3 separate regions of the Homo sapiens genome follow, and regions 1 and 2 are each linked to region 3. The links are chromatin loops, found by intact Hi-C in ENCODE. Cell type or tissue: CD14-positive monocyte. All regions are shown on one strand.

Evidence for each region. A loop is a pair of places that touch in the nucleus more often than their neighbours do. Peaks named below come from ENCODE experiments on the same cell type or tissue, not always from the same donor. Only the 100,000 strongest peaks of a DNase experiment are listed, where the experiment ranks them.
Region 1: it touches region 3 in a loop (6-fold over the local background); 52 of 110 quality-filtered maps call a loop at or near these places.
Region 2: it touches region 3 in a loop (3-fold over the local background); 13 of 110 quality-filtered maps call a loop at or near these places.

Annotation. Positions count from the first base shown.
Region 1 is chr11:59,095,846-59,098,345 of GRCh38, reverse strand. It overlaps LOC105369315 (a long non-coding RNA gene), which reads left to right. Exons shown (of 3, transcript XR_007062680.1): 1 at 1-714; 2 at 900-1,027; 3 at 1,436-2,092. Among named protein-coding and RNA genes, the nearest start is that of FAM111B, 10 kb to the left of the region's middle. RefSeq lists an enhancer at 417-586 and a silencer at 1,200-1,309. In CD14-positive monocyte, CTCF peaks have their summits at 861 and 1,061 (motif pointing left); a DNase peak (open chromatin) is centred at 1,015.
Region 2 is chr11:58,957,735-58,960,234 of GRCh38, reverse strand. All of the region lies in intron 5 of GLYATL1-AS1 (GLYATL1 antisense RNA 1), which reads left to right. Among named protein-coding and RNA genes, the nearest start is that of GLYATL1, 19 kb to the right of the region's middle. In CD14-positive monocyte, CTCF peaks have their summits at 1,313 and 1,513 (motif pointing left); a DNase peak (open chromatin) is centred at 1,524.
Region 3 is chr11:59,157,549-59,160,048 of GRCh38, reverse strand. No RefSeq gene overlaps it. Among named protein-coding and RNA genes, the nearest start is that of DTX4, 13 kb to the left of the region's middle. RefSeq lists an enhancer at 1,258-1,307. In CD14-positive monocyte, CTCF peaks have their summits at 1,192 and 1,391 (motif pointing right); a DNase peak (open chromatin) is centred at 1,468; H3K4me3 peaks cover 923 bases; H3K27ac peaks cover 997 bases.

The sequences.
Region 1 (2,500 bases), 62 kb after region 3:
GTTTGTCTGGGGAAATGCCAGAGGTTTGCTGTCTCACAGTATGGAAATTGTAGATGTGGACACCAAAGGAGTGGGTTTAAGAGCAAAAGTTTAATAGGCAAAAGAACAAAGAGAGAGTTTCCTCATGCATTGGAAGGGTGCCTGAGCAGGTTTCCGGGTTTGGGGCGAGTTGTGGTTGGTTTTATAGAGGAGCTTGAGGAGGCAGTGTCTGATTTACATAGGGCTCAGAGGGTTGGTTGGAGCAGGTGTGCTATTTATGTGATGCACGAAGAGCCTGGCCATCCCACATGAATCTTTAGTATGCAAACGGGGCCTCTACCTGGCCTGTGCCGTGTCGCCTGCACAAGTGAAGACAAAGAAAAGGAAATAGGCGGCCAGGCGTGGTAGCTCATGACTGTAATCCTAGCACATTTGGAGGCCAAGGACGGTGGATCACGAGAGGTCAGGAGTTCAAGACCAGCCTGGCGAAGATGGTGAAACCCTGCCTCTACTAAAAAAACACGAAAAAAAAAATTAGCCATGCGTGATGGTGGGCACCTGTAATCTCAGCTACTCAGGAGGCTGAGGGAGAGAATTGCTTGAACCCAGGAGGGGGAGGTTGTAGTGAGCTGAGAATGCACCACTGCACTCCAGACTGAGTGACAGAGCAGGATTCCATCTGAAAAAAAAAAATAGGAAGAGGAAACCTCTATGTTGAGTACGCCTGACTTCCAGGTATCCCTTTTCTATTTGCATAGGTGCCGGCATTTACCTATGCAAGCTTTTAGCATGCTTGCGGCTTGATTTTTTAGGCTGATTTTCGCTAGAAAAGCGATTATATGGGGGCTGCTTTTTATTAAAAGAAAAACCTTACTGAGGACTCTCTTACCTACACTAACTGCTTAATAATTTCTTTTTAGCTCCTGTATCAGCAGTGCTTGTGCCTGATAGGTGATGATCATGAGGGGGACCAGGAGCCTCTAGACTTAAGAGACAAGTTGCCAGCATTCTCCAGATGGAGTGTTTCCCTCCCCAGCACCACCTGCTGGTCAGTTTGACAAGCAGATGAAGGGAAGTTCTCAAATACACAATAAGCAGATAACCCCAACATCACCAGAAATAGCAAGTTGTGATGGCAGTTTGTCAAATTGTCTTTATTTTTTGTCAGCATCATCTGTTGCTTTCTGAGGGAAGTTTTTTGAGTTCTCCCACTGAGACTGTGGATTTGCATTTTTCTTTTGTATGTCTGTCAGCTTTTGCCATGTATAGTTTGTAGTTGTGTTGTGTTGTGAGGCAGATTCATGACCTATGTTGTGGGAGAATTTCTGTATTTAGCAGATGTTCAACTTACGTTCTATTTTGCCAAGTGTTGATGGTATTACTTTGCTTTTCAGTTTCACGTTCATTTAGTATATCTTCTTCCTTTCCGTGAACCCTTGTGTGTTGTTTATTTCAGATATGCTTCCTTATGAACTGACGGTGACTCCCAAATTCATATGTTGAAGACCCAACTCCCAACGGACTTGGAGGTGGGCCTTTGAGAAGTAATTGGGTTTAGATTAAGTCATAAGGGTGGAGCCCCCTTGATGGTATTAAGTCCTTCTAAGAAAAGGAAGAGAGTCTGAGCTCTCCTCTGTCTCCACCATGTGAGGGCACAGAGATGTATGCTTCTTGGATTTTGTTTTTAACTCAGTATGAAAAACATATATTTTAATAAGAAAATTACCCCATTCATTGTTAGTGTGTTTATTGATAATGTTGGACTTACTTGTGCCATATTTAAGAAATCCTCTTTCATCCTTCCCATGCTTTCTTGTTGTTTTTTTAATGCAAGTGCATGATAAGGTTTAGGGATCACTTTTTTAACAGGTCCACGAAGGGCTAGATAAGGGAAGCTGGTTTGCGTTCAGGGAAGCGGCAGAGGAGGGAAGCTGGCAGCTGGGCTGTGCTAAGATGACCTTAGCCCCAGACCCTGGATGAACATCCTCTTCTGGATACAGGACCTGCCCGAGGCATCATTTTGAAATAGTCAAATTTTATTTGCTTTGTGTTCTTTCATCACATATATTAGCTTTTGCCTCTTGAGTGCCAAAATATAGCTGTTTTTATATTACCCCAAGTTCCTGAGTTTATTTTTTAGGTAAGAATTTTCCACCCTTTGAAATCCCAAATGACATGTTTACTCTCTTTCTCAGACCATGCTTTCATTTCAGTCAATGTAACAAATCAGCCAGGTCTCAGGAGTTTAGAAATCTGATTGGATTGATTTATACTAAGCGGTAACAGATCTACCACAGCCTTCTAAGATGAATTGGAGTTTCTTAAAAACTCCATGACCTACACTATTCTTTAGGTGCTGGAATTGCACACTTTCAAATCACATCAAGTATAAACATTCAATTTTGTGGGGGGTTATTTTCTATGGAGAGATGAGGTGTTGATTAATACTGGTAGGCTTTACTCCAAAAGACAATTCTATTAAGATTTCTTTTGTTTTTTAAAATCTAGACTATCAGAAGGA
Region 2 (2,500 bases), 200 kb after region 3:
AGTAGAACTGGCCCAGGCTTATCTGCCTGAAAGGGCAACTGTTTGAGGTAGAGGGAACTGGCAGAATAGGAGGGGTGGAATCTTCCTGGGAGAAAGTAAAAAGAATTCTAGGTGGAGAGGAGATCAAGATGTGAACCAAACACATGTCTTCTAAATTACTATAGGAAATGTTGGAAAGGACTTTAGAACAAACAATAAATATGTCATAGGAGGAAAACAAAGAGAAGTCTTTGGGCCAGAAATAGAAACTGTTAAAAACAAAACAACAACAACAAAACATAAAAATAAAAAAAAAAACCTTTAAGTTTGAAAATGACAGAAGTTAAGAAGTGGAAAGTTGCATGGGATATGCTTTCATTGCGGCCTCTCTGATAAACCATTCCCCAGTCCATCTTTGTATCCTTGCTTGTCCTAAGCAGCATGGTAGCAGCCGTGGCATTCATCAGGCTAAAGTGGTCATTTTTGGCACTTGGGCTAGAGATGGCAGTGAAGCAGAATCATTTGGGTAAATGCCAGAGGCTTTTTGTCTCACAATAAGGAAATTGAAGATGTAGACACAGAAGGAGTGGATTTAAGAGTGGAAGGTTAATAGGCAAAAGAAAGAAGAGAGAGTTCCCTGTGCATTGGAAGGGTGCCTGAGCGGGTTTCTGGGTTTGGGGCAAGTTGCGGCTGGTTTTATAGATGAGCTTGAGGAGCCAGTGTCTGATTTACACAGGGCTCAGAGGGTTGGTTGGACCAGGTGTGAATGCACGAAGAGGCTGGCCATCCCATCCTAATCTTTTATTATGCAGATGGGGTCTCTATCTGGCCAGCGCCATGTTGCCTGAACACTTGAAGACAAAGAAAAGGGAAGAAGAGGCAGGGCGCCGTAGCTCACGCCTGTAATCACCGCACTTTCTGAGGGCGAGGAGGGTGGATCACGAGGTCAGGAGTTCAAGACCAGCTTGGCCAAGATGGTGAAACCTCGTCTCCACTAAAAAAAATACAAAAAAAAAAAAATTTAGCCGGGCCTGTTGGTGGGCTCCTGAAATCCCAGCCACTCAGGAGGCTGAGGTAGAGAGCTGCTTGAACCCGGGAGGCAGAGGGTGCAGTGAGCCGACATCGCCCCACTCCACTCCAGCATGGGCAACAGAGCGAGACTCCGTCAAAAAAAAAAAAAAAAAAAAAAAGAAGAGGACACCTCCATGTTGAACATGCGAGTATGCCTGGCTTCCAAGTATCCCTTTTCTATTGGCATAGGTGCCGGCATTCCCCTTTGCAAGTTTTAGCTTGCTTATCTATGCTTGCAGCTGATTTTTCAGGCTGATTGTTGTTAGAAAACAAAATTAGATGGGGGCTGCTTTTTTATTAAAAGGAAAACCTTACCAACGACTCCCTTACCCACACTAACTGCCTAAATAATTGATTTTTTTAGCTCCTGTATCAGCAGTGCTTGCCCCTGATAGATGATGATCATGGGGGGACCAGGAGCCTCTAGACTTAGAGAACTTTCCCCACCCTCCCTGTGGAGTGTTTCCCTCCCCAGCACCCCCTGCTGGTCAGTTTGACAAACAGATGAACAGAAGTTCTCAAATACACAGTAAGCAGATAACCCCAACATCACCAGAAATATCAACTTGTGATGGCATTTTGTCAAGTTGTCTTTGTTATCGGCATCATCTGTTGCTTTCTGAGGGAAGTATTTTGAGTTCTCCTACTGAGACTGTGGATTTGCCTATTTCTTTTTGTATGTCAGCTTTTGCCATATGTATTTTGTAGTTGTGTTGTGAGGAAGATTCATGACTTATCTTGTGGGAGAATTCTGTATTTAGCAGATTTTCGTCTTAAGTTCTGTTTTGCTTAGTATTGATGTTATTACTTTGCTTTTTCAGTTTCAAAATCATTTAGTATATCTTTTTCCTTTCTTTTAGCCTTTGTGTTTTTATTTCAGATGTGCTTTCTTATGTACTGACTGTGATCCCCAAATTCATATGTTGAAGTCCCAACTCCAAATGTATTTGGAGGTGGGCCTTTCAGACGTAATTGAGTTTAGATGACGTCATGAGGGTGGAGCCCCCATGATGACACTAAGTCCTTCTAAGAAAAGGAAGAGAGTCTGAGCCCTCCTCTACACCATGTGAGGGCACAGAGAGAGAGCAGCCATCAACAAGCTGAGAGAGGAGGACTGAGAATGAAACCTACCTCGCCAGAACCTTGTCATATCCCTTCCCGGTTTCCAAACGAGTGAGAAATCAATTTCTGTTGTGTAAGCTACTCAGTGTATGAAACTTTGTTATGGCAGCCAGAGCAGATTAATGCATGCTTCTTGGACTTTGTTTTTAACTCAATATGAAAAACATATGTTTTAATAAAAAAATTACCCCATTCATCTGTATTGTGTTTACTGATAATTTTGGACTTATTTTTGCCATATTTAAGAAATCCTCCTTCCTCTTTCCCATGCTTTCTTGTGTTTTTTTAATCCAAGTGGATGATAAGGTTTGGGAATCACTATCGTAAC
Region 3 (2,500 bases):
AGACCCCACTCAAGGCTGGCAGCCTATAGCATCCCCTGTAAATTGGCTGAAACAGTATACCCATGCATGGAATATGCTACCTTCAGAACCCAAAGAGATTTATCAGGCAGTGTACTTTCTTTTTCTTCATGGGGTATGCAAGATTCAATAATTCATCCTTTTCTTTGGATGGGTGGTCTTAGCATGCCCCTGATTTAGGGGGCCTCTGATTCCTCACGGGGTTTATTTCCTGTCACCTGAAATGCATGTGTACCGGCACCTCCAAGGTAGTTGATTACTTCTTGCCATCTGGCCTAATTAGCATGTTAACATCGATATAGTAGACAGGTGTGATGGTCTGAAGGAAGTACAAGTAGTCCAAATCTTTTCTATCTATATTATAACAGAAGGAACACTATATCTAATATAGTCCTGGGGCAAAAATACACATGTACACTGTTGTCTATTCCATGTGAGTGGAACTATTTATGATCCCTTTTTCTGATAGAGATAGAAGAGAATGCATTAATTCAACTGATGGCCACATACCATGTACCTGATTAAATGTGCATTTGCTCTAGCAAAGATTCCACATCTGGCACAGTGGCTGCAACTGGGCCCACCAGTTGGTTGATTTTGTGATAGTGAATGGTCATTCTCCACAACTGATGAACTAAATGCATACATGACAGGGAGCATCATTTCTGTATCCTTTAGATCCTTAAGGATGGCACTAAGTTTCATGCCTTGTGCCCATTGGAGTCATCCAGTGAAAAGTGGAGCAGAGTGCCCTAAAGACTTACAGTGCTGAGGAGATAAAAATTGGAGTTCTGAATTCGATAACGCAGGAAGTGGGAGGACACTAGTAAACATCCCAAGGCCTCAGCTGGGGCCCTTCCAGGCTACACTCTAGAAGTGAAGCCAACCAGAGGTAGACAGAGCCTTGGCATTATACAACTGAGTCTCAAGTTGATTTTATCCATGACTGAAATCTGATCATTAAAAGGTCTGATTGATAATCAGACCTCTTAATTGATAATCAGACCTTAATGATCTGATTTCACTCTGTATCAGGAGGATACAGTAAACCCTCCTTGGAGGAAAATAACATAATTCAGGTGACAAAGTAAGAGATAACATTTCACCCGGAAAGGCATCTGACATTTTCTTTTCTTGTAAAACCAATGTGACGCCAAGACCACCCTGGCTGAGCTCTTGAATATACCATTTTCATTTAACTGCTTTTTTGGCCTTTTGGATTCTCCCTTTGTTAGTCAACCAGTCTTAGTTGACCCAAGACCCAAAAGGGATGCCAGATGGAAGAGGCATCCTTGAGTCAGGCAGTGGATCTCAAGAGTTTGGCAGCAGGGTAATTGACAGCTGCCTTTATTGGTGTGTACTTGTGGCTACCTCCAGTAGGTGGCAATGTTGTCCTAGGAAATGGCCTCTGAGCGCTTCTGTATTTAAGCAAAGCTAGGATTTCCCATTCTTTTGAAGAGTCTATATTGTTGTTGCTAGACTACTGAGAGGGGACAGGGAAACAAACTGAGAGGATGATCTACATGTCCCACAGGAAGCAGTTGCTGAACAGGGTGATCCTCTCTGACACGAGATGAGGAAGTGAAGGCACTCAACATCATTCCACAACAACGGTATCTTGAATCCGCCCAAGGAGCTCCATCTATAACGTTACTTTAGCTTTCTTTCTCTCACAGCAAATCATACCTAAACTCCATCAGTTGAATTCGTTTGCTTTTCCCCCTGTAGGAGCATAATGAAAATCAGGCTCCAACAATTGTGCCTGTCTAGGAGCCCAGGGAAGTTCAGGGTGAGAGGGAAAGGACAGCTAGGGTGGCAAATGGAAGACAGCAGAGAGAGAGAGGGAAGAAAACTTAGTTGCTAGCCTTTTCCCTCCTTTAACTCCTTGCTGCAGGGTCAGAATCTAAGCACAAGTGTCAGTTCTTTTCCATGCACCTCTCAGTATTTGGTGAACACCCAGGCCCAGAGATCCCTTTCTACCCCTATGTACACTGCCTCAGCTCCATCCTTTAGTCCTTGGTGCCTTTGGCCATTCCTGTGCCCAACATCTTGTTCTCTTACAGGACAGGGTAGGATGGTGACTTGGACACCTGAATCCAACAGAGCCATAAGCTTGAGCCCTTCCCTCCCTGAAGTTCCCCAGTATATGCACACAGGTGTGCATGGCCTCCGTCCCATTTGGGGACAGAGATATCTCAGTTGCATTCTAATTATCTTTCTCTAAAAGCAGCTGAGGTTGAGGCAGAAGGGAAGGGATGGGTTAAAGGGGGGCAAAGGGGAAGGAAATTGGCTACATGTATTTTTAGTTTTGAATGACTAGTTTGTATTCAATCAAATAAATTTCAAATGTTTTGTTCGCCCGAAGCTATATATCAAATAGCAAGGTCCTTATTGCTGACACCATGTATTTCAACTTCAGGGATTCTTCACTCAGTAGCCACAACCACGTTGCTTTTCTGCTGGGCTGTGGGGCTTGCTGCTC